Regions from separate parts of the Homo sapiens genome. Here region 2 is linked to region 1. Evidence: read pairs that join two places in POLR2A ChIA-PET (ENCODE). Cell type or tissue: OCI-LY7. All regions are shown on one strand. Each heading gives the region's core, and the rest is flanking DNA. Links, peaks and the distances in the headings are about the cores only. Region 1 has its middle 14 kb from the start of IL4R. Region 2 has its middle 14 kb from the start of IL21R.

Region 1 (12,541 bases), core at 3,864-8,863:
GGTGGTGGTGGTGATGATGTTGATGGTGATGATGGTGGTGGTGGTGGTGATGTTGACGGTGATGATGGTGATGGTGGGGGTGGTGATGATGACGGTGATGATGGTGATGGTGGTGGTGGTGATGGTGTTGATGGTGATGATGGTGGTGATGATGTTGATGGTGATGATGGCGATGGTCGTGGTGATAATGGTAGTGGTGGCAGTGGTGATGATGATAGTGATGGTGGCGGTGATGATGTTGATGGTGGTAGTGGTGGTGATGATGATGGTGATAGTGGGGAGGAAGATGTGATGATGTTAAGAGCTAACACATATAACCACACTTACTACGTACCAGGCCCTGTTGTAGGCTCTTGTAATATATTAATTAATCCTCACAAAACTCCAAGAAGTAGGTACTGTTATTAGCTCCATTTCACAGACAAGAGAACAGGCACAGACAGGAAAGTAACTCTCTCAAGATCCCATAGCTGTTGAGTGTGAGTGAGCACACTTTCTCAGGAGAAACAAACCTCTCCCAGAAACCTAAGAGATGTGACATATTCACTTTGCTTGTTGCGATAGATATCATTTGCCATCTGGGAGGAGTGCCCACAGAGCTTAGTGTTTCTGGCTGAAGAGCAATAGACTCTTGCCAGCTTACCTCACTGATTTCCAGGAGGAGGAAGAAAAGAGGAAGAAAGGTCATGATTTACACTGGTCTGCAGTCCTGCCTTCCTCTTGGCCATCACAGACAGCTGCCAGAGTTTCCAAAGCTAAATCTCTCACTCTCTGTTGAGAATCCTTCTGAAGCTCCCCATTCCTGAAAAGTCAAAGCAGGATTTCTCAACCTCAGCACTACTGACATTTCGAGCCAGATAATTCTTTGCTGTGGGGGACTTTCTGTGCATTGTAGGATGTTTAGCAGAATTTTTAATCTTTACCCAGCAGATTGCAGAAGCATCCCCTTAGTTGTGACATCCAAAATGTCTCCAGACATTGCCAAATGTCCTCTGGAGAGTAAAAATAGCCCCCAAATTGGAGGCAGAAGGGGAGATGGGCACCCAAGGCAGAAAGAGCAGTGGGAGCAAAGTTTGGAGGTGTACAAGTATACCTTAGGGAGTGCCAGGGGTGGGGCATGCAATGCAATTCATGGTCATATTACAAAAGGTCTTAAACACAGCCTTCAGGAGATGTGGAGCCATTGAAGGATTCCAAACAAAGGAACGAGAGGCTCAGCCTTGAAATTTGAAACAATCCCTCTGGCAGCCATTCGGATGGTGAACCAGAGGGAGACACAACTATTGACTGATGGGTTTGGGGGGCGGGGAGCATCACAATAATTTAAGTGAGAGCTGAGACCCAGAGGAGGGGAGAGCAAGAGGCAGAAGGAGTCTAGGCATGCCAAGATTTCATGGTGGATAAATTCTAGTCCTTTCTAAGAGTGTAAAGGCAAAAATAAAATGTCTGGTCCATGGAAAGTGATTAATAATATTAATTTTGGCCAGGCGCGGTGGCTCATGCCTGTAATCCCAACACTTTGGGAGGCCAAGGCGGGCATATCATGAGGTCAGGAGTTCGAGACCAGCCTGGCCAGTGCAGTGAATCCCTGTCTCTACTAAAAATACAAAAAGTTATCTGGGTGTAGTAGCGGGTGCCTGTAATCCCGGCTACTCAGGAGGCTAAGGCAGGAGAATCGCTTGAGCCTGGGAGGCAGAGGTTGCAGTGAGCCAAGACTATACCACTGCACTCCAGCCTAGGTGACAGAGTGAGACTCTGTCTCGAAAAAAAAAAATTAATTTCTTCTCCTCCAGTTCTGTGCCATTGTTGACATGATTCCCTGGGCTGGCTGTGTGCTGCCTCTTTTTCTCAGCCTGCTGAAATCCCCCTCTCCTTGAAGGCCTGTGACTTCCTGAGTGGAGCCTTCTTCAGCCTTCCAGACAAGCTCCTTCCTGTTTACCCGAAGCACATTGGATAGGTGTCCAGTATATTGTAATTCTAAGTGTCTGTTTTCTCTATTAGACAGTCAGCTCTTTGAGTGCAGTGACTTTATCTTGTTCATTTATTCCTTGAATCAGTGTTTCTTGAGCACTTACTATGTGCCAGGCACTGTGCTAGATACTGTGATATAGCTGTGAACAACTGTGTTTATCCTCAGAATCTACAGAGTGCATGGCATACTTAAATGCTTATAAATGTTTAGTGAATGAATGAACAGGTGGATGGATGGATGGATGGATGGATGGATGGATGGATGGATGGATGGACAATGAAGTTATCAATGTGGCTGAGACCTGGAGAGGTTTAGTGAGTCACCCATGACTGCCCAGGAAGTGGCAGAGGAGGAGCTGAAGCCCCAGACAGTTAAGGGACTAGTTCTTGGAACAATGGGGCTCCCCTAGAAGGTTTTCTATGGTCCAAGAACAGCCTCACCTGTTTGCAGGACGACAACCTGTCAGCTCCCAGAGTTCTTCCTTTTCAGCTAGTTGGCTGAAGCCGCAGAGATTGTTTATAGTGGATTTGGGTAGCTTGTCTCCCATGTAGATTTGTCCCGTTGTTGCTCGGCAAAAGCCCTGCTTTGCCCCTGGGGGCTACCTCCGAACCGCCCCTCTCCATTCATATGTCGAGATGGGGCTCCGTGCCCAGCCTAGGACTGGAGCATGTGGCCCGAACCTAAGTCAACTAGTACACCGGTTTCTCTGGACACAGTGCCACAGAGCTTGGTCAGAGGTAAGCATGTTACTTAAATGCCCCAAGCTATTCCAGTCAGGGTGAATCTTGAGACTTTGTGGGATTTCTGGGACAAGAGCACTTATACCCTTTTGTACTGAATTTAATATGGAAGGCATGGGATTTTAATTTTGTTATGGTTGGATGCCATCTCACAACCACAAGAAGAGGGCTTTTTCTTTTCTTTTTTTTTTTTTTGAGACAGAGTCTTGCTTTGTCGCCCAGGCTAGAGTGCAGTGGCGCAATCTCAGCTCACTGCAACCTCCACCTCCCGAGTTCAAGCAAGTCTCCTGCCTCAGCTTCTGAGTAGCTGGGATTACAGGTTCACACCACCATGCCCAGCTAATTTTTGTGTTTTTTTAGTGGAGAGGGGGGTTTCACCATGTTGGCCAGGCTGGTCTCGAACTCCTGACCTCAGGTGATCCTCCTGCCTCAGCATCCCAATATGCTGGGATTATAGGCGAGAGCCACCGTGTCTGGCCTCTCTGAGGGTTTTTCAACACAGTCTCCCAGAGGACCCAGTTTCCCCCAGCAATAATCTGCTCATTAATACTCCTTTTATCGACTTTCTTGCCTCCCTGTTCATTTCCCCCTCCCTGTTACTGGTGCCCTCTGGGATCACATCACAATATGCTACTGGCCCTCTAATCTGCATTTCAGGGGAGAGCTAATCCAAGCCAGCCACCTCTGTAACATCCTGGATATGCCTCCAGTGAACCACCCCTCCCTAACACTCAGTCCAAAAAATTCAGGTAGAATTGACTCCACCTCTGGCTGTGAAAGTGGGCAGGTGATTTTCAGGAGTCAACAGTCAGAACACTGCAGTGCCTTGGCCTTACTGATTGGGTCAGAGATGGCCATGCGACCTGATAGGAGTTAATGAGAATCTTTGAAATTTTTCTGGAGCTGCTGAGATAGACAGTCACCTGTCCTTCCACAGGTGTCTATCACCTGTACCACCCAGAGGATGCAGGGCTAGAGCTCTGGGAGCCATTCTGCTTAAAACCAGCTGTACTGCCTTTGCTGACTATGAAGATAACCCATGTTTGTGAGAGACTGCCATGACACTCCCATTCTTTACCGCTCCCCGGGTCCATGCTTCTTGCCATGTAACTTACAAGTGTCCTCTCACTTTGAGCTCAGCCATGTGACTTGTATTGGCCAATGGATGTTAGCAGATGCAATGGGACAGAGGCTTGTAATTAGCTATGATCAGACTTATTTGCATGTTTGCCATGGCTACAGAAAGTTTGCAGACTGGGCTAGTCCATAGAAGGATAAGGGACACGTGGAGTAAGGTCCTCTCAATTGTCTCAGCTGAGGCCCCTGTAGATCAGCCAGCAGCCAACATATGCAGCAGCCCAGCCAACCACTACAGTGTAAGCAAGAAACACTTATTGCTGCATCCTGATGAGCACTTTGGCAGCATTATATTAGCTGGATAATTGATTGATACAATACTCAATTAAAACGTTGAAGCCACACAGAAAAGGATAAAAAATTAAGTGAAGGCTGGGCATGGTGGCTCATGCCTACAATCCCAGCACTTAGGGAGGCCAAGGAAGGAAGATCAGTTGAGGCCAGGGGTTCAAAACCAGCCTGGGCAACATAGCGGGACCCCCCCCAACCTCCACTCCTTTATTTTTTCTTCCTAATTACATGAATGTCATCTGAAATCACAAAAGTAACCACTGGTGACATCCTGATGAACATCTCTCTATATGCACACACATGCATGTACACATGTACACACCCCACTTATATAAACAGGCTCACCCCATGCAAGTTAAGTGGTAAGTGTTGAGTGAAACCCCAACAATTGGTCATCTTTCTGTGTCCACGAAAATAGATCAGTGCTCAGCAAACCATATCCCTTGGGCCAAATCTGGCCCACTGCGTGTTTTTGTGCAAACCACAAGGTAAGAGTCGCTTTTGCATTTTTAAGTGGTTATAAAAAAACAAGTATAAATAGAGTTTTATTGGAACACAACCACACCTATTCATTTACAAATCATCTATGTATGGCTGCCTTAGCAATACCATGGAAGGGTAGAGTAGTTGCAACAGAGACCTTGTGGCCCACAAAGCCTAATATATTTACTCTCTGGCCCTTTAGAGAAAAAGTTTGCCAACCCAGACACAGATAATAATGACTCATTTATTGGCAGCATACAATTCCACTGTATGGGCATTTAATCAACCCCTTATTGATAGAGATTTAGGTTGTTTCCTATTTTTTTTTTTTTTAGATGAAGTCTCATTCTGTTGCCCAGGCTGGAGTGCAGTGGCACAATCTTGGCTCACTGCAACCTCCACCTCCTGGGTTCAAGCAATTCTCCTGCCTCAGCCTCCCAAGTAGCTGGGATTACATGTGCCCACCACCAGGCCTGGCTAATTTTTGTATTTTTAGTAGAGACAGGGTTTCACCATGTTGGCCAGGCTGGTCTCGAACTCCTGACCTCAGGTGATCCACCTGCCTCAGCTTCCCAAAGTACCGGGATTACAGGTGTGAGCCAGCTGTTTCCTATTTTTTCTTATCTTAAATAGCACTGTGATGAACATCATGACCATTTATCTTTGTGCTCTTGTTTATCTCCTTAGGAAAAATACTGAGAAATGGAATTGCTTCATTCAATTCATGACATTGAAACAGGTAAAACTAATCTATGGTGGTAGAAATGAGATGGGTGGGGCAAGGTCAACTGCAAAGAAGTGAAATAAAACTTTCTTAGGAGATGGAAATGTTCTAACCCTTTAGCCTCTCTTCTTCACTTGCTCTGGCATTTGTCTCTTAAAACACATTTGCTTTTTGGTGAGAGAGCTGTCTTATTAGAAATTTATTTCAGCAGCCAGGTGTGGTGGCTCATGCCTGTAATCCCAGCACTTTGGGAGGCTGAGGCGGGTGGATCATGAGGTCAAGAGGTCGAGACCATTCTGGTCAACATGGTGAAACCACGTCTCTACTAAAAATACAAAAATTAGCCGGGCATGGTGGTGGCATGCACCTGTAGTCCCAGCTACTTGGGAGGCTGAGGCAGGAGAATCGCATGAACCCAGGAGGTGGAGGTTTCAGTGAGCCAAGATGGCGCCACTGGCCTCCAGCCTGGGTGACAGAGCAAGATTCTGTCCCAAAACAAAAAACAAAACAACAACAACAACAAAAACCCAGAAATTTATTTCAGCAAGATGTACTTGTTGTCAGCAAATGTGACCCTCTGCAAAAAGAAGATACAGGACCTGACATAGCTGCTAACATAGAATTTCCAAGTTAAAAAATATGCTTTAACGATAAGAATGTATCCTGCTACACACACACACACACACACACACACACACACACACACACCCCTCCTCTCATATCCACAGTCACAGAATTAACATCCCTTTGGCAAGACGGGGGAGGGTTCTGGGGCAAAGTCATTCATATAAGGATATTATGTGACCTCATGATGACAAACTGCCCTTGTTTGCCACAGCGTGGCTGGGAGGAAGTAGCCATGATGAAAGCACTAATATTGGGGGTGGAGAGAGGAAAAAGGGAAAGGCTAATAAGGTCTCAGGGCAATTGAAGGAGGTTATAGAACATGATGGTTAAGAAGTCAAAGGTGTATAGGAGGCTGGGCGCGGTGGCTCGCGCCTGTAATCCCAACACTTTGGGAGGCCGAGGCGGGCGGATCACGAGGTCAGGAGATCAAGACCATCCTGGCCAACATGGTAAAAACCCCGTCTTTACTAAAATACCAAAAAAAAAAAAAACAAAAAAATTAACCGGGCGTGGTGGTAAGCACCTGCAGTCCCAGCTGCTTGGCAGGCTGAGGCAGGGGAAACGCTTGCACCTGGGAGGCAGAGGTTGCAGTGAGCCGAGATTGCACCATTGCACTCCAACCTGGACAACAGAGCAAGACGCCATCTCAAAAAAAAAAAAAAAAAGAAGGTGTATAGGACAATAAAATAAGTAGGAAGGGAGCCTTGGAAAATAATCAGGCTGGTTTGTTTCAAACCCTGTCACCTGGAACTCTGGGATTCATTCATTCATTCATTCATTCATTCCGTGAATATTTATTGATGCCTGTTACATGTCATCACATCCCAGGAGCTAGGGACTGCAAAGATGAACGAAACACAGTCCCTGTCAGCTGGAGGAAAGAGAGGCCAAATAATTAGGATACAACTTGGTACTGGGTCTGAGAGGGAAATTTGGGAACACAGGTTTTCTAGAGGAAGGGTAAACCAAGCAGGCACCTGATGGATAAGTAGGCAGTGGTGAAGGGTTGGCACTGGTGAGGACCTAAAGGGAAGAGCAAGTACTGTGGTCATTGATATGGGATCAAGGCAGCCAGTGGGGGAGGGCGACAAGACAGGGTTCTGATCTAGAACTTTTGGATCAATAGCTTTTAAACAGTTTTTATTATAACCCATGGGAAGAAACACATGTTCTCTTTTGCCCCGGTACACAATCTCTCTCTCTCTCTCTCATTTATTTATTTACTTACTTGAGACAGGGTCTCACTTTGTTGCCCAGGCTGGAGTGCAGTGGCGCCATCTTGGCTCACTGCAGCCTCAACCTCCCAGGTTCAAGTGATCCTCCTGCTTCAGCCCCCACAGTAGCTGGGATTATAGGGGTGCACCACCATGCCCAGCTAATTTGTTTGTATGTTTTGTAGAGACAGGGTTTCCCCATGTTGCCCAGGCCGAACTCCTGAGCTCAAGCAATCTGCTTGCCTTGGCCACCCAAAGTTCTAGGATTACTGGCATGAGCCAGCAGGCCTGGCCTCTCTCTCTCTCTCTCTCTCTCTCTCTCACACACACACAGACACACATACACACATACAGACACACACACATACACAAAAATCTATCCTCTATCTATCTGAAACAAAGATCTACAAAGCAGTATTTCACCCTGCAAGCAGCTATTTATTTTATTATTTTTTATTCTGCTCTATGTTGTTTTCAAAATCCTAATCAGAAGTGAAATCAGCTGGTCACAAATTGGTACGTATCGCATGATTTCATTTATATGAACTGCTATAACAGGCAAAACTAATATATAGTGGTAGAAATGAGGTGGGATAGGCAAGGTTGACTGCAAAGATGTGAAAGGAAACTTTCTTAAGGGATGGAAATGTTCTATGTCTTCATTAGGGTGGTGTCTACACGCGTACATGCATTTGTCAAAAATAAATACATAAAAATAAGTGCGCATGAGGGAACTTTCTGGTGTGGTGGTGCTGTTCTATATTTTGATAGAGATTTGCATTGTACAGGTGAATGCATTTTGTCAAAACTCATCAAATGGTACACTTAAGATCTGTGAATTTCATTATATGTGAATTTTACATTAAAAACATTATGGACAAATGCTGAACTCCAGTTGGTGATATACATGTTGAAGTGTTGGAAGGAAGTGTTCTAGTGTCTACAGCTTACTTTTTCAAATGCATCAAAAAATAAGTTAGATTGTTGGATGAACAGAGGAATGGAAAGATTGACAGATATGTGATACAGTAGATATAATAAAATATTAATCTACGTCAAGACAATCCAATGAGAAAAAAACTAGTCTTTTTGTCCGGACACGGTGGCTCACGGCTGTAATCCCAGCACTTTGGGAGGCCGAGGCAGGCAGATCACCTGAGGTTGGGAGTTCAAGACCAGCTTGACCGACATGGAGAAACCCTGTCTCTACTAAAAATACAAAATGAGCTGGGCGTGGTGGTGCTTGCCTGTAATCCCAGCTACTCAGGAGGCTGAGACAGGAGAATCGCTTGAACCCGGGAGGCAGAGGTTGCAGTGAGCCGAGATTGTGCCACTGTACTCCGGCCTGGGCAATAAGAGCAAAACTCTGTCTCAAAACAAAAAACAAAACAGAAAAAAAACTAGTCTTTTCAATAAATGATAAAGGGACAACCTGATATCCACACACAAAAGACTGAAGTTTCTGGGTACAGTGGCTCCCTCCTGTAATCCCAGCACTTGGGGAGGCAGAGGTGAGTGGACCACTTGAGTCTAGGAGTTTGAGACCAGCCTGGGCAACATGGCAAAACCTCATCTCTACAAAAAATACAAAAACTAGCCTGGCATGGTGGTGTGTGCCTGTAGTCCCAGCTGCTTGGGAGGCTGAGGCGGGAGGATCACCTGAGCCTGGGGAAGTCGAGGCTGCAGTGAGCTGTGATCCCACCAGTGCACTCCAACCTGGACAAAAGAGTGAGAGACCCTGTCTCCAAAAAAAAAAAAAAGAATGAAGTTGTATCCTTGCCTCACACCACACCATATACAAAAATTAACTCCGCTGGGCGCAGTGGCTCACGCCTGTAATCCCAACATTTTGGGAGGTTGAGGTGGGTGGATCACCTGAGGTCAAGAGTTCAAGATCACCCTGGCCAACATGGTGAAACCCCATCTCTACTAAAAATATAAAAATTAGCCGGGTGTGGTGGCGGGCACCTGTGATCCCAGCTACTGAGGAGGCTGAGGCGGAAGAATTGCTTGAACCCAGGAGGTGGAGGTTACAGTGAGCCAAGATTGCGCCACTGCACCCCAGCCTGGGTGACAAGAGTGAAACTCAACTTCAAAAAAAAGTAATAACTCTAACTCAAAATGGATCAAAAACTTGTATGTAAGAGCTAATCTATGAAACTCTAAGAAACCACAGATGTAGGCCAGGCGCGGTGGCTCATGCCTGTAATCCCAGCACTTTGGGAGGCCAAGGCAGGTGAATCACAAGGTCAGGAGTTTGAGACCAGCATGGCCAACATGGTGAAACCCATCTCTACTAAAAATACAAAAAATTAGCTGGGCATGGTGGTGGGCGCCTGTAATCCCAGCTACTCGGGAAGCTGAGGCAGGAGAATCACTTGAACCCGGGAGGTGGAGGTTGCAGTGAGTCAAGATCAAGTTACTGCACTCCAGCCCAGGCGACAGTGCGAGACTCCATCTCTAAAATTAAAAAAAAAAATAGAAACCACAGATGTAAATCTCCTTGACATTGGTTTAGGTGGTAGTTTCTTAGCTATGACACAAAAGTAGATGCAATGAAACCAAAAACAGATAAACTAGACATCATCAAATTTAAAACTTTCATGTTTTAAAGGACACCATCAAGAAAGTGAAAAGAAAATCCACAGAATGAAAGAAAATTTTTGCAAGTCATATATCTGATAAGGGAACTATATCTAGAATATACAACAATTACAACTTAATAATAACAACACAACTATCCAGTTTTTAAATGAGCAAAGGACTTGGATAGACAGTTCTCTGAAGAAGAAATACAAGTGACCAACCAGCTGCTCAGGCTGGGTGCGGTGGCTTATGCCTGTACTTCCAGCACTTCAGGAGGCCAAGGCAGGAGGATCGCTTGATCCCAGGAGTTTGAGACCAGCCTGGGCAACACAGTAACACCCCCATCTCTACAAAAAATAAAAACAATTAACTGGGTGTGGTGGTGTGCACTTATAGTCCCAGCTACTCAGGAGGCTGATGCAGGAGAATCGCTTGAGCCCAGGAGGTCAAGGCTGCAGTGAGCTGTGATCGTGCCATTATACTCCAGCCTGGGTAATAGAGTGACCCTGTCTCAAATTTAAAAAGGAGCTCAACATCATCAGGAAAAGCAAATCAAAACCACGGTGAGGTGCTACTTTACACCCACTAAAATGGCTATCATCAGATAATAACAAGTGTGGGTTGGGATGTTGAGAAATTGGAAACCTCACGCACTGATGGTGAAAATGCAAAGTGGTGCTGCCACTTTGGAAAACAGCCTAGCAGTTCCCAAATGCTCGAACATACAGTCCACCTCATGACCCAGCAATTCCATTCCTAGGTGTATAACTGAGGGAAGTGAAAACATATACCCACACAACAACTCGTATGACCCAAATGTTCATAAACTGATAATGGATACATAAAATGTGGTGTATCTATACAAGGGATATTATTTGGCAATAAAGAGAAATGAAATACTGATGCACGCTGTGATGTGGATGAACCTTGAAAACATAATGCTGAGTGAAAGACACGAAGGGTCGCAAATGGTACGATTCTATTCATATGAAATGTTCACAATAGGCAAATCTATAGAGACAGAAAGTAGATGGTTGTCTGTCTGGATTTGGAGGGTGGGAACGTGAGAGTGAGACACTGACAGTTAAGGCGTCCGGGGTTTCTCCTTGACAGCAAGAAAATGTTCTAAAACTGATTGTGGTGATATTAGCACAAATTGTGAATACACAGAATAAAATGCAAAGGAATAAATTTGCTGGGTGTAGTGTCTCACTCCTGTAATCCCAGCACAGGGACTTATACATATATTATATATATATGGATAGACACTTCTCTGAAGAAGAAATACAAGTGACCAACCAGCAATTGAAAGCTGCTCAGGCTGGGTGCGGTGGCTCATGCCTGTACTTCCAGCACTTTAGGAGGCCAAGGCAGGAGGATCGCTTGATCCCAGGAGTTTGAGACCAGCCTGGGCAACACAGTAACACCCCCATCTCTACAAAAAATAAAAACAATTAACTGGGTGTGGTGGTATAATATATATATATATATATATATAACTGGGGTGGTATAATATATAGTATATATTATATATAATATATAATATATACTATATATTATATAATATATATAATATATACTATATATTATATAATATATAATATATACTATATACTATATATTATATAATATATATAATATATACTATATATTATATAATATATAATATATAATATATACTATATATTATATAATATATAATATATACTATATATTATATATTATATATATATTATATACTATATATAATATATAATATATATTTAATATATATTTTATATTATATATTATATAATATATATTTTATATTATATATTATATAATATATATTTTATATTATATTATATAATATATATTTTATATTATATATTATATAATATATATTTTATATTATATATTATATAATATATATTTTATATATATTATATAATATATATTTTATATTATATATTATATAATATATATTTTATATTATATATTATATAATATATATTTTATATTATATATTATATAATATATATTTTATATTATATAATATATAATATATATTTTATATTATATAATATATAATATATATTTTATATATATTATATATTATATATATTTTAAATACATTTTATATATATTTTATATATATATATATATATATATTTTTTTTTTTTTGAGACAGAGTCTCGGTCTGTCACCCAGGCTGGAGTGCAGTGGCGCAATCTCGGCTCACTGCAAGCTCTGCCCCCAGGGTTCATGCAATTCTCCTTTCTCAGCCTCCTGAGTAGCTGGGACTACAGGCGCCCACCACCACACCCGGCTAATTTTTTGTATTTTTAGTAGAGATGGGGTTTCACCGTGTTGGCCAGGATGGTCTCGATCTCCTGACCCCGTGATACGCCTGCCTCGACCTCCCAAAGGGCTGGGATTACAGGCATGAGCCACCACACCCTACTAGATTGTTCTATATTTTGATGGTTGTATATTTTGATAGAGATTTGCATTGCACCAGTGAATGAATTTTGTCAAAGCTCATCAAATGATACACTTAAGATCTGTGAATTTCATTATATGTAAATTTTACATTTAAAAAATTATGGACAAAAGGCGAGCTCTTCTAGTTGGTGACATGCATGCTGAAGTGTTAATCCCAGCACAGGCATTTGAAGATGAAAGCCATTGAATTGTACACTTTACATGGGTGAATCGTATGGTTTATGAATTATATCTTAATAAAGATATTTAACAGTGTTAATATAGGCCAGCATGCCTGTAAGCC
Region 2 (12,541 bases), core at 4,742-9,741, 87 kb before region 1:
TCTTGCCTCAGCCTCTCGAGTAGCTGGGACTACAGGTGTGCACCACCGTGCCCTGCTAATTTTTGTATTTTTAGTAGAGACAGGGTTTCGCCATGTTGGCCAGGCTGGTCTCAAACTCCTGACCTCAGGTGATCCACTCATCTTGGCCTCCCAAAGTGCTGGGATGACAGGCATGAGCCACCACCTGGCCAATCTTCTTGACAAATTAACACATTTATCAACATGTAATGTCCTTGTTTGTCTCTTGTAACAATTTTTTACTTAAGACTCATTTTATCTGACATTAGTATAGCCACCTCAGCTCTCTCTTGGTTTCTATTTTCATAGAATATCTTTTTCCATCCTTTCACTTTTAACTTATTTGTGTCTTTGGATATAAAGTGAGTCTCTTGTAGACAGCATGTAGTTGGATCATGTTTTTTAATTCCTTCTGTCAATCCATTCTGTCTTCTAATCAGTGAATTTAATCTACTTACATTTAAAGTGATTCATGATAAAAGGCTTACCACTGCATTTTGCTATTCATTTCATTTATATCAAATTTTCTTTTGTTATTCAATTCCCTCATTACCTCCTTCTCTTGTATTGATTGATTTTCTTCTAGTGCACCATTTTGATAGCCTCCTCATTTCTTTTCTGTATATTTTTAGTTATTTTCTTAGTGGTTACCTTGAGGTTTACACTTCACAGGAAATTTATAACAATATAGTATGAATTGATAACAACTTGGTTTAAATAGCAATACAAAAACTCTACTCCTATACAGCTCCCTCTACTCTATTCTACTCCTATCCCTCCCCCTCTTTTGTTGTCATTATCACAAACTACATCTTTATGTGGCATGTGCTCATTAGCATAGATTTATAATTATTTTTATGTATGTATCTTTTAAATAATATAGGAAACAAAAAGAGGAGTCATAAGCCAAAAATATAATTATACTAGTTTTTATATTTACCTTTACTAGTGTTCTGTATTTATTCATATGGCTTTGATTTACTGCCTAGTGTCCTTTCATCTCAGCCTGAAAGACTCCCTTTAGTGTTTTTCATAGGGAAAGCCTCCTAGTGATGAAATACTTCACCTTTTTTTTTTGCAATCTTTGAATGTTTTAATTTCTTAATCATTTTGGAAAGATAGTTGTGCCAGATAAAGAATTCTCAGTTGGCAGGGTTTTTTCCTTCAGCACTTTAAATATATCATCCTTCTGTCTTCTGGCCTTGTGGCTTCTGATGAGACTTTGGTCATTAATCTTGTTGAGGACCCCTTGTATGTGACAAGTTACTTCTCTCTTGCTAGTCTCCAGATTCTCGATTTGTCTTTGTCTTTCAACAGTTTGATTATAATGTGTCTTGGTGTAGATTCCTTTGGTTTTATCCTAGTTGGAGTTCACTGAGCTTCTTGGATGTATATACTCATACCTTTCATCAAATTTTGGAAATGTTTGGCCTTTATTCAAATATTCTTTCTGGTCCTTTCTTTCTCCTCCTTCTGGGATTCACATAATGCATATGTTTATACCTTTTTTTTTTTTTTGAGATGGAGTCTCGCTCTGTTGTCTCACAGGTCTCTCAGGCTCTGTTTATTTTTATTCCTTTTTACTTTATGCTCCTCAGACTGGATTATTTCAATTTACCTAGCTTCAAGCTTATTGATTCTTTCTTCTGCCTACTCAAATCTGGTGTTGGAGCTCTCTAATAAATTTTTCATTTTGGCTATTATATTTTTCAGGTCCAAAATTTCTATTTGGTTATTTTAAATAATGTCTAGCTCTTATTGATATTATCTACTTGTTCACACGTAGTTCTGGTTTAACTTAGTTCTTCACTCATGGTTTCCTTTAGCTTTTTGAGCATATTTAAGACAATTGATTTAATGTCTTTGTCTAGCAGCTCCAATGTCTGGACTTTTTTAGGGACATTTTCTATCCATTTTTCCCCCGTGAATGGGCTGGGTGTTCCTGTTTCTTTGTATACGTTATAGGTTTTTGTTGGAAACTTGGCATTTTGAATGTTACAATGTGATAATTCTAGAAATCACATTCTCCCTTCCCCTGTCCACAAGGCTTGCTTTTGTCATTTGCTGTGAGCTTCAGCCATTCATTTACTTAGTGACTTTTCCAAACTATTTTTGCAAAGACTATATCCCTTTTTGTGTATGTTCACTGAAATCTCCATTCTGTTATCTCAGCAGTTGGTCAGTGATCTGTAAGAGGTTTCCTTATATACCTGCAGCCAAAAAGAAAAACAAAATAAAAGATACTCCCCTAGTCTTTGTAAATTGGCTCTGAGCTGGGATACTCCTTTACACTTAGCCAGGCAGACTACAATTCTGTCTTAGCCTTCACCTCTGCTTGTGCAGAGCCCAATTAGCCAGAGGTGCAAGCCTAGGATCATCTCATATCATTTCTGTGCATGACTTCAGCCCTGGGCATATGTGTTATATTCTAGATTCCCTGGTATACACGGAAGCTTTTCAAAGCCCTTATTCCCCCATATACATTCCTCCTTAGTCTTTTTCTTCTCCAGCTTTTTGGTCGGTCTCTGCTTTTTGCTTTGTCTGTCATCCTTTGCCCCACATGGGTAGTGTGTGTCTTTAAAGTTTGTCAACAGACATTGCCTGGGAAGCTGCTCCAGCCTAGAGTTCAGGGGAAGTGGGAGGGCAAAACAAAGGCAAGCACCTGAGTGGATCCTTTAGGGAGATGCCAAACAGATCAAAATGTAGAAACACAATTCTTTGAGACCAAGGCTTGTGTTGTTCTTTCTGGTACCAGCAAGCCATGCCAAGAATGCAGGCTACTGTACTCATAGCCACGACTAAGCTGATGAATGTGAGATGGTAGGCAAGTAAGCAAAAATGCTACAGTATTTTCTTACCAAGAATTAGCAGCCTTTTCTGGTTGCTAAAGGGTTTTGATTAGATTTCAGGTTCCAAAAAAGTTTCTTTTGACACTTTCTTCCAGCTTAATGTTTGCTTTAGTGGAGGAACTGATCCTTGGAGTTCCTTACTCTGCCATTTTTAAATAATGTACTTAATGGTGTTTTTTTTCTTTTGAAGCATAACCCTTTTAAATTTTATTGAAACCCAATTTATCAATTTTTTTCTTTTGTGGATTGGACTTTGGGTGCCATATCTAAGAAATCTTCACCTATACCAAAGTAGCAAAAATCTCCTCTCATATTTTCTTCTAAAAGTTTAATAGTTTTAGCTCTTGCATTTTTATTTTTTATTATTTGTTTATTTTCTGAGACAGGGTTTTGCTCTGTTGCCCAGACTGGAGTCCAGTGGCTCACTGCAATCTCAGGTCACTGCAACCTTGGCCTCTTGGGTTCAAGCGATTCTCCTACCTCAGCCTCCTGAGTAGCTGGGACTATAGGTGCATACCACCATGTCCGCCCAATTTTTGTATTTTTGGTAGATATGGGGTTTCTCCATGTTGCTCAGGCTGGTCTTGAACTCCGGGCTCAAGTGATCCATCTGCCTTGACCTCCCAAAGTGAGCCATTGAGCCCAGCCTTACCTTTTTAAAATTATGATTTTGACTTAATTTTGTGAATGCTGTGAGGTAATGATCTAAATTTATCTTTTTTCATATAAATATCTAAATGTTTCAGCACAATATTTAGAAAAGATTGCCCTCTCCCTTTTGAATTGCCCTGACACCTATTTTGATAATTGACTATAAATATATGGGTTAATTTCTGGACCCTGTATTCTGATTCATTGCTTTATATGTCTATCCATTTACTAGCACCTTACTGCCTTGATTGCTGTAGCTTTGTAGTAAGTTTTGAAATCAGGAAGTAGAAGTCTTCCAAATTTGTTCTGCTTTTTCAGAATTGTTTTGGTCATTCTGAGTCCTTTGCATTTCCATTATAAATATTAAATTCCATATAAGTTTCAGCTTGCTAATTTCTGCAAAAACTCCTACTGGAATTTTGACAAGGATTGTCTTGAATCAATAGATCAGTTTGAGGAAATCTACCACCTTAAAAACTTGGAGACTTTCAATCCTGGATATAGGCACTCTCTCCATTTATTTAGATCTTTGAAAATTCTTCTCAGACAACCGCTTCCTCATCCATTCATTTTTTTAAATTAATTTTTTATTGTAATAAATACACATCACATGACATGTATGATATGGTTTGGCTGTGTCCCCACCCAAATCTCATCTGGGATTGTAGCTCCCATAGTTCCCACGTGTTGTGGGAGGGAGCCTGTGGGAGATAACTGAATCATGGGGGTGGTTTTCCCTATACTGTTCTTGTGGTAGTGAATGAGTCTCACGAGATCTGATGGTTTTATAAGGAGAAACCCCTTTCACTTGGTTCTCATTGTCTTTTGTCTGCCGCCATGTAAGATGTGCCCTTTGCTTTCTGCCTTTCACCATGATTGTGAGGCCTCCCCAGCCACATCAAACTGTGAGTCCATTAAACCTCTTTTTCTTTATAAATTACCCAGTCTTGGGTATGTCTTTATCAGCAGCGTGAAAACAGACTAATACGATGTACCATCTTATCCAATTTTAAGTGTAAGTTCAGTGGTATTAACTGATGCATTCCTTTCTGAGGTCCAACATTGTGGGGTTCCTGTAATGGACCAGATGGTCTGCTGAGAGCCACAGCCAAGAAAGGGCAGGGGATGTTTCATGGGGAGCAAACCACAAAGGAAGGAGACGTCTAGAGGGCTGGATTGTGCGCAACATGTGGCTGAAACTGGGAACCCCCTTTTCACTCAGTTACCCTGAGACAGCAGGTTTATTTTAAGAGCGATGGCTGAATATAAAGAAAAAACTAATAAATAGTGCCCTCAGTTATGAGTAACACAGAAAGAATATGTTTATCCTGCCTTAAAAGCTCATCTTGGTTTGTATTAGGCTCTGGACTAATAGGGGTATCATTTAAGCAGATGATAAGACTAAGAATTTTGTAAATTTCTTTCCAAAATTAGGATCTCTAATGGGCTGATCAGACTGCCCTAGCCATTGATCACATCACTTGCTGTTTGGCACATGAGTTGTGTCTTGGTTGGGTTCCCCCAGAGGCAAATTCTAAGACAAGGATTTAAGGATAAGTCATAGATTTGGGAAATAATCCTAGGAAACACAGGGGAATGGAGAAGTGGGGCAGGCAAAGCGAGGAAGCCAGTAAAGGGCGCTTTAAGGAGAAGGCCACTGCTGTTGGCAACTGGAGCTGAATCCCACTGGGTACCTCTCTGGGAGACAATATAGAACATGTCTCCAACTTGTCCCAAAGGAGAAACAAGAAATCTGGGATATTTCTTTTCCAGGACTTCATTTGTTGTTAGTTGAGGGCTGCTTCCAGGGCCACGACTCTCTGACACTTCCAGCTTGCCGATTGCATGCACCTGTTGCCAAAAATGAACCCTCACGCAGGGAGTTGCAGGTGTTTGCAGTACAAATGCTTTGGTGTATAAAGCTGAGAAGTTAAGGGTAAGGCTTCAACATCTGCTACAGGGACCATGATAGGGACAATTAATTGTGTCCCAGCTTCCATCTTGTCCTTCTTTCTCATATCAGGACCATAGTGTAATTCTGGATGGCAACAGACCCAGCTAATAGACCACTTTCCAGTTTCCCTTGCAGCTAGTGATGGGAGTGTTCACATGGACCTTCTGGAAGCACTCTGTGGCCCTTCCAGTATTCCCCTTCCTCCTTTCTCCTGCCTAAAGTGTACACGTGATGGCTGGAGCTCAAGCAGCCATTTAGAACTAAAGAAAAAGAATAGGATAATCACAGAGAACTTGGCCCTGATATCATGGGTCATGAACAAATGTCAGCAATCATTTGTCTCTAGACTTCTCGTTCCATAAAGGAATTAGCTCTTAAGTGTTTAAGCCACTGTGGTTGGTCTCTATTAGAAGTTGGAACTTCTAACCATACAAGGGGATTGAGTGACTATCAAAAGGATGAAGAGGCTTATCTGTGTACCCAAACTGGTGAAGCAAGAAATAACCAGGTATGCTGTGTGTATAAAGTACTGACTAGGTTGAAATAAATCATGAAGAGAGGGTTGGATGAATAATTTATAAAACATCTGTGAAACAGAATACTCTGTAGCTATGCCATGTGAGGACATAACAAGAAGGTGGCTGTCTGCAAGCTAGAAAGGTTGTTCAGAAGACAACCATCAACCACCTTGACTTAGACTACCAGCCTCCAGAAGTGTGGGAAAATAAACTGTTGCCTAAGCCACACAGTCTATGGTATTTTGCTATGGCAGCCTGAGCTGACTAAAACAGATGTATCTGTATTAGTCAGTGTTCTCCGGAGAAACAGAACTGTAACCAACACAATTATTAATAACAATAATACAAAATTGTTTACAGTTGTAAGGGACTTGCCATCTGCAATAAGCTATCAAAACCACCTTTTATTTTAATTTTGTATTTTTGAGACAGGGTCTCACTCTGTCGCCCAAACTGGAATGCAATGGTGTGATCATGGTGTGATCACTGCAGCTTAAACCTCTCAAACTCAAGCCATTCTCCCTCTTCACTCTCCCGAGTAGCTGGGACCACAGGTGTGCACCACCGCGCCTGGTTAAGTTTTAAAAAGCTTTTTGTAGGAATGAAGTCTCATTATATTGCCAGGGCTGGTCTCAAACTCCTGGGTTCAAGTGGTCCTCCTGCCTCAGCCTCCTAAAGTGTTGGGATTACAAGCGTGAGCTGCTGTGCCCAGCCCCAAACTACCTTTTAATATCCCCATTTTAGACATAAGAAAACAGGTGCAGGAGACTAAGCAACTGGTCCACAGGCACATAGCCAGTAAGTGGCGGGGTCAAGATTTGAACCTGGGCCGTCTAGCCTCAAGGGTTAATAGGCCCATTTCTGGGTGGTGGGAATTTTTATTTTTAATTTTTTATGTTATTCTGTATTATCTGATTTTTAAAATGATATCTTACTTCTGGAATCTGGGAAAAATAACCAAGCTATTTCCATTTTGAAGAGAAAAAAAAAAGGACATCACAAAACATCAGTATGGTGGGAAAAGGGTGCAGAGAAGGGAAGGTATAAAAAAATCTATAGAGATGTGAGCCATGGTCCCCCTGAAGCATGTGACGTCCTTTACTTCAAGCCAGATATTCAATTACATGTATATGAAGATTAGAACCACAGAACCAACATGTCACATGGAAAATGCTTGCGAGATTTTCCCAAAGTCAAGAGTGTGTCACAGCCAAGGGGAACCTGAAGCACCCTAGGGTTGCATTAATAGAGGTATGGTGTCCAGAACAAGGGAGGCTATTCTCACTGCACTGGCCACACCTTCAGTCTACGTCCAGTTCTGGACCTTCATTTTTAAAGAACATTGGCAAATTGATGTATATTCAGAACAGGCAACCGAGAAGGTAGAGCAGCTGGTGTGGAGACAGTAAAAAAAACCATGAGACAGCAGAAGTATTTGGAAAGAGAAGACTCAGGGTGGGGGTCATGAGCAGGTCCAGACCAGCATAGTCAGAGTTGATGAACTGGAGAAGACAGTGAGCTCCCTGTCCCTGGTATGTAAACAACTCCTCACTGTGGGGGTATGGTTGGATTAACTGAGTGTGTGGTTGGACCAAGGGCAATGAAGTCTCCTTTCATGCTGAGTGTCTGTGTGTCTCTGATTCTTAGAAAGACATAGGAGGGCTTACCATGGAGGGAGATAATTATGGACCGAATGTGCTGCTTTCAACCTCTGCCAAATTCATATGCTGAAGGCTTAACCCACAATGTGGCTGTATTTGGAGATGAGGCCGCTAAGGAAGTAATTAAGGTGAAATGAGCTCAGAAGGGTGGGACCCTGATCTGATAATGTTAGTGCCCTTATAAGAAGAGACACCAGGGAGTTTGCCCTCAATCTCCCTCACAGCAAGAAGGCAGCTGTCTGCCAGCCAGGAAGAGAGCCTTCATCAGGCATGGATTCAGCTGCCTTTCTTTTCTGACTGCAGAGCTGGGGAGATGGGAGTTTACCAAAGTTTTCCAGATGCTGCACAGAGAATTCAGGTGGTGCACTGAAAATGTGCCTACCAGAGACTGGCACAAATGCGCGAAGGAATTTCCTTTGCATTCTGATCCCTAATGTTATTCCTGGACCAACTTGTTGATCATGGACTTTCCAGCCTCCAGAACTGTGAGAAATAAACGTCTGTTGTGCAAACCACCCATCCATTGTGTTATAGCATCCTGAGCAGCTAAGACAGAGGGTTACAGCAACCACTGAGCTGATTGGGCACCTCTGCAAGCTTTCTCTTAGGGGACCCTGGGGCTGAGCCCCAGCCTCCAAGTTCAGGGGTGGGGGTGCGGTGGGGTGAGCTGATTACAGTCTTAGGGCAGAGGAGGAATTGCCCATCTTCTCCCTCCCCTGCCACCTCCAAAATTTTCACAGTTAACAAAACAGATCTTCTTTTCACTGTCAAAGGTTTTAAATTCAATGGGAAGGCGGATACACAGGTCTAAAAGCAAAGCACTTGAGTTAGTGGCATGTACTAAGTATAAGAGGTACTGCCGGGCATGGTGGCTCACGCCTGTAATCCCAGCACTTTGGAAGGCCGAGGCCTTAAGCTCTTAAACACTTAAGAGCTAATTCCCTTATGGAATGAGAAGTCTAGAGACAAATGATTGCTTAGGCCGAGACCTAAGATCAGGAATTTGAGACCATCCTGGCCAACATGGTGAAACCCCATCTGTACTAAAAATACAAAAATTAGCCGGGCGTGGTGGCACATGCCTGTATTCCCAGCTCCTGGGGAGGCTGAGGCAGGACAATTGCTTGAACCCGGGAGGTGGAGGTTGCAGTGATCTGAAATCGTGCCACTACACTCCAGCCTGGGTGATAAGAGCAAAAGTCCATCTAAAAAATAAAGGTACTTATAATTGTTGCTGTTTACTAGACTAGTATGATTATTATTAACAGCAGTAGCATATTGTCTTTGTTTTTGTTTTTGTTTTTGTTTTGTTTTGTTTTGTTTTCTAGTCCTGATTTACTCTTCTCCTGGTCACTGTATCCCGGCTGTTTCTGAGATATCATGCCCCCTCCATTCTCAGTTCCTTTCCCTAGGAGCGTGCATGACTCTAGCCTAAACCAATCCACTATATTCCCTAAGCCACATTAACAGATCCAGTCAGAGTCTAACAGATCCCACGAGACTCTAGAGGGATTGATCAGGGCAAAGACTCCGCACTTGGAGCCGGGAGAACGTATTCATGTGTTCCCTGCAGCTGCTGTATGTCTCTGTGGCCACACGGGAGAAACTGCCTCAGGATGGGGTCGACCTGGAAGAAGTGACTCAAGAGATGAACTGGGCCATCAGGAATCAGGATCCCTTGATCCAGCTATGCCTGAAAGCCAAGACATTTTAGTTAAATAGGACAATAAATTCCCTCTTGGCTTCAGCCAGTTTGGATTAAGTAAGTTTCTTTCACTTGAAACTGAAAGAATCTTGACAGATACATTACTGTGTGACCTTAAAGTGCTATAATGGTGGTTGGTACAAAGTGCTATGACAGCAGACACGAGCGACCCCTGATGATACTGGCCACAGTGTGGAGGGAGTGTCAGGGAAGGCTGCATGGAGGAGGGGTCACTTGTTCTGGCCTTGGAAGGATGAAGAACAGTTCAGCGTGTTGAAAATATAGGAGAGTGCATTTCAAAACGTTCTGAAAATGTGGACAGGAAACCAAGAAATACGCTTCTAAATCACCCAAGAGACAATGAGAAAAATTGCAATGGAAAATTAGAAAACATTTTGAACTGAATGGTTTTAAAAAAACAACCACATGTAAACTTGTGGGTTGCAGCTAAAAAAGTACTCAGAGGGAAATTTGTAGCCTTAACAGTCACAGATTAGCAAAGAAGAAAAGCTAAAAATTAATGTTCCAAACGTCTCTCTCGAGAAGTTAGAAAATGACAGTGAAATAAACCCAAAAGAAAGGAAAGGAAAATTATAAAGATCAGAATTGGCTGAAAGAGGAAGGAAGCACAGCAGAGGGCCAACCAAGCCTGGAGTCGGTTCTCTGGTAAGCCAAAGACATGAGGGCGTGACTTCCCCGCCTGTTCGGGGAATGATGAGGGCCCTGGTGTGGGTGGGGAGGGCAGAGGGGGACACCAGAGCAAGGAGGAAGTGTCGAGGCCATAGCCTGCTGGCGAAGACAGTGCCAGAGCCTGGAGAAGTTTCCCTGTAGAGCAGCGGGAGCAGAACCCCACCCCATCGACGGCCAGAGCCATGAGAGGATCTCAGGAGGGGAGTGATGGGAGCAAGCTACCTTTGGTCCCTATCCAACTGGGCTGGGAACTTGTAGGGTCCTGGGAGACTGTCTGCAGATGAGGGTATGTGGCCCGTGTGCCTAGGTCTGATTGGAAAGGAGAAGATAAGCCACAGAGGATACCAAGTTTAGTTTTCCAGGAACCGGCCTCTGTCGCTGGGGAAACTGCCACCACAGCTGCTGGCTGTCCAGTGCGACCTTGGCACAGGCTGGCTTCCCTTTCAGGGAGGGGCACCCAGACCCATTGAGTGGTGTCTGAGAAGGCCCTGGAGGGCTGGGGGGAGGCTGCCGAGCTACGGCATCTCCAGCCCTTCAATAGAATATTTGGCAGGGTTTCTCCACCTTGATAGTGTTGACATTTGGGCTGGATCATTTACGGTGGGGGCCATCCTGTGCATGGTGGGATGGTGACCAGCATCCCTGGCCTCTTCCCACTAGATGCCTTTCCCCCAGTTGTGACCACCAAAGGTGTCCCCTGGAGGGCAAAATTGCCCCCAGGTTGAGAACCTCTGATTTCATGTTGTAGGGGGAGGAGCACTGGACCCAGAGTCCTACAGAAGATGTCGGCAGTGCCAAACTCATCCGCTAGGGCTGCATGACCCCAGGCAAGATCCTTCCTCTCTCTGAGCCTCTACAACCCCTACCTGCCAATTGTGGTGAGAATACTTACCCCTGCCCCCAGGATAATTAGGAGGATGCTGTGCCTGGAAGAGCAGGCTGCCACAAACAGCAGAGGTTAGGTGGGAATCATTGCCCCTGTACCTGGAGCGAGGCTAAAGAGCTGAACGGCGTGTGGGGCGGGGTCCCCATGGTGACAATAGCATGATCTTTCTTGCTTCCTTGCTTTCTCTCACCACCCCAATCCCACCCGTTGGGAATTCCTGTTGGTTCCACTTTCAAAACATGCCCAGAATCCACAGCTGTGGTCGCCGCCTGCTCTGGACATTGGAAAATTAGGGCCTCCCCTACCAAAAACATCCCCTTCTAACTGCAGCCAGAATGATCATTTTGAGACAATCATCTGATCAAGTCACTTCCACATCCAAAGCCTTCCTATGGTTGGTCAAACAAACCCTAGGTCCTGTGTGTGGCCAGTAAGGCCCTCCGTGGCTGATCCCCATTGCCTCTGAATTTGTCTCTTTCCTCTCCCCCAGTTTTCTGACTCTGGCCTCCTGGCTGCACCCCCTTCACGCCATTCCCTTCCCAGGGCCTTCGCACAGCCCGCTCCCTCCTCCTAGAACAATCTCTTTCTCCCTGTCCCTCCAGATATCTGCGTGGCTCATTCCCCTAGTTCACTCAAGCCTCTATTCAGACCTCCTTGGTGAGGTCTTTCCTGGCACCTCCTAAACAGCTCTCCACCCGCTAATTTCCCCTGGCCCCTCCCCTGCCTGTCTGTTCTGCATAGCACTCAAGCCCTCTGACGTCACACTGTGGGCTCACCTGCACATCTTTTGGCTCTCTGTCCTCACTAGGTGTCACTTCATGAGAGCAGGGACTCTGTTCTGCTCACTGCAGAACCTTCCTCAGTCCCTTTAGGGCAGTGCCTTGCACACAGTAGGTGCTCACTAAAAAGTCAGCCCTGCTTCAGCCCCACTTAGGATTCACTCTGGGAAAAAGAATCACCCCTGCCCCCCTGAGTCAGGTTGGCCTACAAATGGCAAGGCCTCTTCAGTCTCAAATCTCACATGTGGCTCACACAGCTCTGCCTTTCCCTCCGGCTGAATTAGCCTCTCACCTCACCCTCCCTTCTTGCATGATGTGCTTCAGCCGGAATGGGTTGTTTCCTCCTGGCTCCCACATGGGCCGTGTCCTCTACCTGGTGCATTCTTTCTGTTGCCATCTGTTGGAAAACTAGTTCCAGTCCTTCAGATTTTAACTTAGATGTCATCTCCTCCAGGAAGCTTTCCCTGATTGCCCAAGTCTGGGTCAATTGTCCCTCCTCTGAGCCCAAGCTTCCGAGTCTTGTTATGAACACACTGCATTGTTGTTGCTTATGCACTTGATCCCAATCCCATGCAGGTAGGGGCCAGTCTTGTATCCCCCAGGGCCTAGGACAGTGCTGGGACTCAAGAAACGTGATTGGAGTGAATCAGTGGATGAATGAATGCTCTGAATGACACCACCTCAAAGGACCTGGAGCATTCTCCTTAATCACTCTTGTGGGTGCCAATCTCCTTGGGCGCCTTTAGAAGCACTATATTTTCTTCCTGAGTACTGCAGCTCTTTTTAGGCCCCTGAAAGGCACCTGGCTCTTTCAGTTTTATGGGCATTTG

What was found. ChIA-PET counts read pairs that join two places held together with the same protein. Peaks named below come from ENCODE experiments on the same cell type or tissue, not always from the same donor. Only the 100,000 strongest peaks of a DNase experiment are listed, where the experiment ranks them.
Region 2: POLR2A ChIA-PET joins it to region 1 with 5 read pairs; 2 of 35 experiments call an interaction of 5 or more read pairs at or near these places.

What each region holds. Positions count from the first base shown.
Region 1 is chr16:27,293,672-27,306,212 of GRCh38, reverse strand. No RefSeq gene overlaps it. Among named protein-coding and RNA genes, the nearest start is that of IL4R, 14 kb to the left of the region's middle. In OCI-LY7, for the core only: a CTCF peak has its summit at 7,858; DNase peaks (open chromatin) are centred at 4,558, 6,182, 6,522 and 7,902; H3K4me3 peaks cover 2,039 bases; H3K27ac peaks cover 5,000 bases.
Region 2 is chr16:27,381,612-27,394,152 of GRCh38, reverse strand. No RefSeq gene overlaps it. Among named protein-coding and RNA genes, the nearest start is that of IL21R, 14 kb to the left of the region's middle. RefSeq lists a silencer at 11,568-11,757. In OCI-LY7, for the core only: no CTCF peak of the experiment used is centred there; no DNase peak of the experiment used is centred there.